Regions from separate parts of the Homo sapiens genome. Here region 2 is linked to region 1. Evidence: chromatin contacts called from ENCODE Hi-C data. All regions are on one chromosome and are shown on one strand. The core of a region is the stretch at or near the end of the contact, and the rest is flanking DNA. Distances in the headings are between cores, read along the strand shown. Region 1 holds the start of CIAO1 (cytosolic iron-sulfur assembly component 1). Region 2 holds the start of MRPL30 (mitochondrial ribosomal protein L30).

What was found. Hi-C counts contacts between places; a loop is a spot of excess contacts on that map. Pooled maps may share reads with other maps.
Region 2: a loop to region 1 is called in a pooled map, with 18 times the contacts of the local background. The contact joins the promoter of MRPL30 here to the promoter of CIAO1 in region 1. A Hi-C loop is called at or near these places in 5 of 50 pooled maps.

Annotation. Positions count from the first base shown.
Region 1 is chr2:96,263,462-96,267,975 of GRCh38, reverse strand. It overlaps CIAO1 (cytosolic iron-sulfur assembly component 1), which reads right to left and starts at 1,751. Exons shown (of 7, transcript NM_004804.3): 1 at 1,487-1,751; 2 at 507-655; 3 at 240-351; 4 at 52-140. The coding sequence starts at 1,625. It overlaps TMEM127 (transmembrane protein 127), which reads left to right and starts at 1,979. Exons shown (of 4, transcript NM_017849.4): 1 at 1,979-2,107; 2 at 2,464-2,838. The coding sequence starts at 2,595. RefSeq lists enhancers at 1-562, 1,160-1,439, 1,670-1,859 and silencers at 2,090-2,139, 2,150-2,359, 2,410-2,719.
Region 2 is chr2:99,179,685-99,184,159 of GRCh38, reverse strand. MRPL30 (mitochondrial ribosomal protein L30) reads right to left here and starts at 2,976. Exons shown (of 6, transcript NM_145212.4): 1 at 2,911-2,976. It overlaps MITD1 (microtubule interacting and trafficking domain containing 1), which reads left to right and starts at 3,102. Exons shown (of 7, transcript NM_138798.3): 1 at 3,102-3,329. The coding sequence starts at 3,179. RefSeq lists a silencer at 2,595-2,767 and enhancers at 2,985-3,034, 3,055-3,284, 3,295-3,434.

The DNA.
Region 1 (4,514 bases), core at 502-3,001:
CAAGCCTGCACACCAGAGCCCTTCCCACAAGAGTCCCTGCTTGACTCTTACCTCCTGACTTGGGTGCCAAACCACATGCTTGACATCCTGTGTGTGGGAGTTGAGAACACTGACACATTCATACTCATCCTCTTCATCAACTGTGGGAGAGAAAAAGGGGACCCAAGAGCCGACCCTGTCAGGGACACAGAGGGGGCTGTCAGGTGGTTCCCAATCCACCTGGAGGGACCTGGCCTCACCTTCCCAGACCCAAACGCTCTTATCTCGGCTGCAAGTGGCCAGGAGGTTGCCAGATGGGGCCCAAGCCACTGACTTGACCTCATTTTCATGGCCCTCGAGAGTGGTTACACACTGTGAAAGGGGAAAGAAAATGAGAATTAACAGCAGCTAACACCCCTAAGCCCCTTCCCATGGGTACAGCCCAACTGGCGCAGGTTGGCTCAGGTTCCTGAACCAGCCCTGGGGAGGAAACAGGCAATAATTCTGGTCCCAACCAGCCTGGGTACCTCAAAGTCATCCTGGTTCTTCTTCCAAATGCAAGTGGTAGCATCAAAGCTGGCAGAGGCCAGGTAATTACCGCAGGGGGACCAGGCTACCTTCCGCACGGTGCGCTGGTGGCCTTCAGAAAGGACAGACTTGCAGATCCAGCTGTCACCTAAAGGCGGAGCGCAGGCCAGGCTCTGGAGCTGGGTGCAGCACCATGAAGCCATTCAATATCAGGGGCTAGCACTGGAATCAAGCTAGTGGGGGAAAGCTCAGGGAGTGTATTTCACAGCTTTTACAAAGATGCAAATGAATCTACTTCGTCTGGAAGCTTTTTTTTTTTTTTTTTTTTTTTTTTGAGACGGAGTTTTTGCTCTGATGCCCAGGCTGGGGTGCAATGGCACAATCTCGGCTCACTGCAATCTTCGCCTCCTGGGTTCAAGGGATTCTCCTGCCTCAGCCTCCCGAGTAGCTGGGATTACAGGTGCCCGCCACAACGCCCAGCTAATTTTGTAGTTTTAGTAGAGACGGGGTTTCACCATGTTGGCCAGGCTGGTCTTGACCTCTTGACCTCAGGTGATCTACCCGCCTCTGCTTCCCAAACTGCTAGGATTACAGGCGTGAGCCACCGCGCCCAACCTCTGGAGGCATCTTTCTAAAACAAATCTGATCTAAAATTGCTATTGGTTCCCCAATGCCCTCGGGATAAAATGTGACCATCCAGTCGCAAGTTACTCTGAAGGCCACTTTCCTAACACCTCTCTTTTCCCATTTTCCTGCCTCTGCAGCTAACACAATTCCCTTGACATTTCAGCTTGTCTGCTGACGTTTTTCCTCCCAACAGTCGCAGACTTCTTTGCCTGTAAAGCCCTTCTCGGCGTGGCTAACATCCCACTCTCCCTCCGCCAGGAACAGGTTCAGCCTCCCCTGCAGGCTGAGCGCCTGCACTACGCGCAGGCTGAGCCCTCAGCGCTGAGGGCCGCGCAACCAGGCTGGGCCTTACCCTCCGTGCCCCAGATGCGGATTCTCCGGTCGCCGCCGCACGAGGCCAGCAGGGTCCCCGCGGGGTTCCAGGCCAGGAACCAGCAGCGGGAGTCCGGGTGCGCCGGGACACGGCCCAGCAGCACCAGCGAGTCCTTCATGTCGGCCCGACGCAGGGGGAGGTGGGGGCGGGCAGAGTCCGCTGAGCAGACAGCGGGTCTCACCGCGCGCGTCTGCGTACCGCCCACTCCAGGCTTCCGCGGCCGACAGAGGCTCCCGCTTCCGCCGGAGGACCTGGGTCGCCCCGGAAACTCAACTGCCCACTGCTGCGGCCGCCATACCCTCTGGGAGTTGTAGTCGCTCCCCTCACCTCGGCAGGGAAAGCATCGCGGGACCGCCTCGAACTACCAGTCCCGTGAGGCCCTGCGCAGAGCCGGCGGCGCGCCCAGGCTGTGACGCGCGCGGGGGACGGGGCGGGGAGCCGGAGGAGGCGGAGGCAGAGGAGGAGGAAGCCGGAAGTGCATCGGCCCCGGGTCTGTCCGGGCGTTGCGGGATTGGGGCCTGGGAACGCTCGGCCCCCGGCAGCCGAGAAGCCCGTGACTGGGCTGAGCAGCACCATCCCAGCCCTGGGGCCTGCTGACTGGTGAGGAACAGTGGGCGGCGTGGGGAGGGTCTTTTCTGCGCACAGGTCGCACCCCAAACCGCCGGTCCCAGATCACGGGTCCCCGATCCCCGCGGCCCAGCCCGGTCCTCCGCCCCTCGGCATCCTCTGGCTGAGACCCTGACTCCGGGTCTTTGCTCTAGCAGTAGCCGATCCCCGATCCCTCCGCCCCCCACTCGAGTCTGCCCAGACCCCATCTGGCCCCTGGCCCTCTTCGGTTGTCGTCCCGCAGTCCCATTCCGGAGTCTCCTGTCTCCGCCCCCCGAATTCCCGCAGCCCTCCCCGTCTCCGTCAGCCCCGGGTCCCACCCCCCTATCCTCTGGTGTCAACCCTGACAGCCCAGTCCCGGCTTCACCTGCAGCGAACCCGGAGCGTTGCTATCCTCCACCGGACTGTCAGGCTCTGCGCGCCCCGCGGAGGTCGGCGGCGACCAGCAGCGACTGCGGAGCGACGGCGGGCGGCCCCGGGCATGTACGCCCCCGGAGGCGCAGGGCTGCCCGGCGGGCGCCGGCGGAGGAGCCCGGGAGGCAGCGCTCTGCCCAAGCAGCCGGAGCGTAGCCTGGCCTCGGCCCTGCCTGGCGCCCTGTCTATCACGGCGCTGTGCACTGCCCTCGCCGAGCCCGCCTGGTTGCACATCCACGGAGGCACCTGTTCGCGCCAGGAGCTGGGGGTCTCCGACGTGTTGGGCTATGTGCACCCGGACCTGCTGAAAGGTGAGGGTGCTGCGCGCTGGCCCTTAAAGCCTCGGTGGGGGACAGAATGTGTTCTGGCTGAAGCAGAGATAGCCAGGGACCAGACACTTGGTTGAAGGAAACGGCCCCATAACTGCCTGGTGTTCATGCCCACCAGGTGGCTCTGTTTGGGGTCCGGCCCCTCATTAATTCTGATGTTATTCAGCTAAGCACCTACTCCTCACAGCCATGTTAATCCGGACTGCTGCTATTTTAGGATTCTGCTGGAGGAAGGACGCTGTGTATCGAGAAAAGATAAGGGTGCTAGGTATCACAGTTAGCTGGCCTCTTCTAAGGATCCTGTGAAATACGGAAAAGCTTCTTTGGGGCAGACTGATTAATGGAGAAAAAGGAACTTTTAATATGACTAGGTTTTAAAAGATATCTTAGAGTTCTATGGTAATCGGATGCGTATTAGAGAAGAAGGGAATCTGTGGCATTTTAGGTAATCGGAAGACCGTTCCATTGCCACCCGCAGTACAACAGTCGGAATGTGGCTCTTGGAACCATTATAGGTGTGCCTGACAGAGGCAAGGTTGCTTTGTTCATCATCATGCTTTCCGGCCAGATAGACAGCAGACGATGGGAGGGTCCTATGGGCCCCATAGTTTATCCTGCCCATTCTTGTCTCCAGTAAAAATTGTGAAGTGTGAGGACAGGACTGGACTGTATCACCTGCTTTTTACCCTAACAATGATCAATGTACCCCAAACAGTCCTTAGTAACAGCATAGTTCATCAACCCCAAGGTCTTTTGAGCCATCTTGAAGGTCTTATATCCTCTCTGTGCTATCCTGTCTGTGCTATTCCCTGGCTGTGATGCATTCCAGATGTTTACTGCACCGCCTATCAGAAGCACTTCCTGTTAGATATCTGCGTGTTACCTCCTGAAGAATTCAGGCACTGGGATTTGGTGAAAAGGTCCAAGTTCCCCGCTGTGCATCGGACCATACTCTGCTTCTGCAGGTCTAGGCTGAAAAGCCTCATCCTTGTGGCCAAATGTTGCCTTTCTCTGAGTGTTCTCTTACTGTTTTGCATCTCTCTTGAGTTTTAGAAGCTGTAGGGTGATTTTGTAGAAGGTTGGGGACAACTGGTTGTTTCCAGATTTCACCTTAATGGTACTCTTTGCTGGGTTGGCTCATTAAAGCCAAAGTTATGCACACGACAGAGGCCTTATATGCAGCCTTTTCTCTGTCATGTTGCTAATGGCACAAAGAGCATTAAGCTTGAGTGAGTCTTGGTGGTTTTTCTTTTAGCACATTGCCCTGTACTTGCTTTCTTTGAAGCACACATACCACCTTCCCACCACTAGACCCATCAGATCTAGAAAGCTAGATCTCCGAAATCTAGCACTGCATGGGGTGTGCTTAGCTGTGGCTCAGAAAAATGAAGGATCTCCCCAAGGCTACCCAGTTTAGGGTGGCAGAGCTGGGACTACCCCACCTCTGTTGATGCCAATATAAAATGATGCCGTGTCATTTATAGTTTTTATCCTTTGTTTTACTTCAGCTGTCATAAGGAGCAATCTCATAATTATTTCACTTTGGTGTGCATCCTTGTCGAAGGCATGTTAAAAATAAAAGTAAATTTTTGAGCCGGGCGTGGTGGCAGGCATCTGTAATTCCAGCTACTTGGGAGGCTGAAGCAGGAGAATCGCTT
Region 2 (4,475 bases), core at 1,727-4,226, 2.9 Mb before region 1:
GGAACAATTTCAGCAACAAAATAAGTAACAAAGTATTACTGGCTTATAATCCAAACCAAAATAAATAAATAAATAACCCTAAATTCATACTAATATAAATAGGTGAATAAGTTAATGAGAAAGAACAAATATCCCATTCAGAAGAATTCCAAATAATTTATGTAGGTACTCTCTTCCAGTATCTTCCCAAACACCTAACTGCCTCAAAACTGTCAATGATATCAAAAACAAGGAAAGTCTGAGAAACTGTCACAGTTAAGAGGAGCCTAAGGAAGAAGTCATGACCATTAAATGTAATGTGGTATCCTGGATGGGATCCTGGAATAGCAAAAGGACATTTGGCAAAAACTAAGTAAATCTAAATAAAGTATGGACTTTAATAACGTATCAATATTGGTTCATCAACTGTACACAGGTATACCAAACATGAAAGGGGGAAACAGTGTAGCATATACAGAAACTCCATACCATCTTCACAACTTCTTTGAAAATCTAAAACTATTCAAAAATAAAGTTTATTTATGAAAAAATTAAAACCTCCAATGCTTGTCCATTTTGATCACAGTGAAAATCAATTTTTTTTTTTTTTTTGAGACAGAGTCTCGCTTTGTCACCCAGGCTGGAGTGCAGTGGCCCAATCTTGGCTCACTGCAACCTCCGCCTCCTGGGTTCAACCGATTATCCTGCCTCAGCCTGCTGAGTAGCTGGGATCAGAGGCACCTGCCACCACGTCCAGCTAATTTTTGTATTTTTAGTGGAGACGGGGTTTCACCATGTTGGCTAGGCTGCTCTTGAACTCCTGACCTCAGGTGATCCGCCCGCCTGGGCTCCCAAAGTGCTGGGGTTACAAGCATGGGCCACCACCCCCAACTCTAATTCTTAACCCTCACCCTCTCATGTCTTTGTAGTACAGCACTACCAACCTTCCCCACCTCCAGGACTCCATCTCCAATTACTCTCTTGCTCAATCACCAGACATGCTGCCCCCCTTGTTTGATCTAGAACTAGTCAAGCAGGCATGCTCCCTTTGACTGACCATTCCCTCTCCTGGAATGATCCTGATATTTACATGGCTAATTTCCTTATCTTTTTCAATTTTTGGGTCAAATCTCACCTTTTCAATGAGGTCAACCCAGATCACATCATTTAACATTTTCACCCATACCCCAACTGTCAACACTCCCAATTCCTCTTCACTGCTTTCTATCGTGCTTATCTTCTAACGTAACTTAATTATCTGTTAGGTTTTGTTGTTTAGTGCATGTACATTCAATAGCACGCTAATTCCATAGGAAAAGGGTTTTTAGATTTTGTTGTTTTGGGTCTGTTATATTCATAGAAGTATCCCAAACATCTGTGTAAAGCGGTATCTGCCCTATAGCAGACATATAATATATTTTTGCAGAATAACTGAAGTTTAAATATTTACAGACTTCTGAAGGTGTGATAGTCAAAAGTTACAAGTTTTTAGAGACAGAGTCTCGCTATGTTTCTGGTATTGAACTCAGCCTCAAGCAATCCTCAATTTTCCCAGTAATTGGAGCTAGGTGTGTGTCACCACGTTTGACTCAAAGAATACGTTTATTTTATCTTATTTATTTTTTTGAGACGGAGTCTCGCTCTGTCGCCCAGGCTGGAGTGCAGTGGCACGATCTGGGTTCACTGCAAGCTCCGCCTCCCGGGTTCACGCCATTCTCCTGCCTCGGCCTCCCCAGTAGCTGGGACTACAGGCGCCCGCCCGGACGCCCGGCTAATTTTTTGTATTTTTAGTAGAGACGGGGTTTCACCGTGTTAGCCAGGATGGTCTCGATCTCCTGACCTCGTGATCCTCCCGCCTCGGCCTCCGAAAGTGCTGAGATTACAGGCGTGAGCCACCACGCCCGGCAAGGAATACGTTTTAATAAAGTAAAAGTTACTGTTAATAATTAGGCACGTAACTCCTGGACCCTGAAACAATTACGCTGTCTTCTGTAAAACAGGAAAATATCAGGCATCACAGGAGAAGTATGATCCCATTTCTATTTTTTTAAATGTCTGTGAACGTGTGTAATCACAGAAAAACTCTGGAAGGTTGTCAGAAAAACGTTAACATACCCCTGGGGGTATGAAAAAAGGCGTTTTTCCTCCCCCTTCTCCCCCCCAGCGACCGATAGTTCTTTTGTCTTTTTACAATGAGCATGCATGCAACAGGAATGTTAAAAATCGATTTCTTTTTCTAAACCGACAATGTATACAATTATTAAAGGGGGAAAAACACTTCTGAAATGCAAAACATGGAATCACTCTTGCAGAGATACCAGAGATCTCTGAAAGCTGGAAGCGTGTCTCTTCTCTGAACTCCTAGTGCCTAACAAGCAGTAGGCAGCCCTCATTACTGCCTCTTGGCAAAAAGGGCAGAACAAACAGCTTTTGGTAGGTCTCGATCAAAATGGTAACAAATCACAGTTTTAATAAAATGGCAAATATTCTAACTGCCAACTCTTGGATGTTTGCATTATAAAATGAAGCAATACAAAGATAAAGGCAATTTTCTGTCTTCATTAAAAAAAAAAAAAAGCAACCTTAATACCCAGTGGCAACCCTAAGTTATGAATAAAGCAGCAGCACAGAAAATGCTGCTTGGGTTCCCTTTCCCAAGCTGTCCAGCCTCGGCGGCTCCGTTCTTGAGCTCCAAGAGTCTGGGCACAAAAAGCCGCGTGGCCCTGGATCCTGCAAATTGGGAAACGGGGGGATCCTGCAGGCCAATGGCCTTACGGGAGCCAATGTGACGGGATCAGGGGCAGACCCATTTAGGTTGCCGTAACCGGCCAATTCAGTACGCAATAGGGAAAATCAATTAGGATCTGCAGAGGGTTCCCGGATACACCTTGCGAAGAATGCCGCACTCTCCGCCACTCATTCCCCACTCACCGGCACCCGCTAAACCTTCAGCCTGAAATTTTCCTCCGAAGGGAAGCAGAGCAGAGGAAGAACTACCAAGTGCTACACTCAAAGCCTGCCGTCGCAGTGAGCGCGACCTCCAAACTGAGGCATTTTTGTTCCGGCGAAATCCCTCCCACTCAGGAAAGTCCCTAGAAAGAGAGCGCAGGCGCCTGGGTATCACATGACCACTTCCCGGAAGCGCAGCAGACCCGCTCAACTTCATCCTGGGTTGAGGCGGAGGAGAACTTCCAGAATTATGGCGAAGTCCGGGCTGAGGCAGGACCCGCAGAGCACAGCTGCAGCCACTGTGCTAAAGCGGGCAGTAGAACTAGATTCGGAGTCGCGGTATCCGCAGGCTCTGGTGTGTTACCAAGAGGGGATTGATCTGCTCCTGCAGGTTCTGAAAGGTGAGCAATGAGCCAAGGCGGGGAGGACCTGAGGAAAAGGAGCTGGTTCCTGCTGTGTCTGGGGTGAAGTGAAAGAGTTAAAAATGATTTTTCCACACCACGAAGAAGCAGTTAAATACAGAAGGTGGGATATTCTATAGGACAACTGGGCCGCTTTCTTTTAGATCTTTAATAGATTGATGTTACCTAGAAAAGGTGGGGAGGCTACTAGTCTAGATTTTAAAAGACTTAAGAGATATAAGATATAACGCAATGTAATATATAAGCTTTGATAGGACCTGGGTTTGTACGAACTTTAAAAGACATTTTTGGATCTATTAGAAAAGTTTGAATATAGATTGGGGGGCATTAAAATTATTTTCTTAGGCAATATGATTTTTTTTCCAAAACTTTCCTTAATTTTTAGAGATGCAGACCAAAGTGTTTTAGAAAGAGATGCTATGATGTCTTTAGTTAATTTTCCTTAAGCAAAAATTTCTTAAAAATCGAAGCTCTATTTGAGCAAAAATGCTAATTTTAAAAATTTCGGTGATGGGTAATAAGGGTGTTTATTATACGATTATTTTTAATTTTCTGTTTAAACATTTGCATTTAAAGCAAGCCAAAGTAAAATTATGTAGCGGTAGAAGAAGAAAAGTTTTTCTTAAACGGATGAGGTTCGGTGTGAGAAATGCGCAGGGTTGTGGAGGAGACAAGTGAGACTTTTCGTATTATTCAATGTTGAGAAATACCCAAATATTCCTTAACACCCAGCACAACCCTGGCTCACAGTAGACACTCAATATTTATGTATTAAATTGATAAGATCAGCTCCTGCTCCCCAACCCCCGACACTCCCGGTCTGGACTAAGCTCCCTCTGTTCTTTCTAGTTTAAGCTTCTTATAATTAAAGTGTTACAGAAGCTTTGGGGCAGCAGAGGGGAGCCCTTTATGGTTTGGTGCTTTGGTCAGAACTACAAACTCTACCGGCCGGGCGCGGTGGCTCACTCCTGTAATCCCAGCACTTTTTTGGGAGGCCGAGGCAGGTGGATCATGAGGTCAAGAGATCGAGACCATCCTGGCCAACATGGTGAAACCCCGTCTCTACTGAAAATACAAAAATTAGCCGGGCATGGTGGCACGCACCTGTAGTCCCAGCCACTTGGG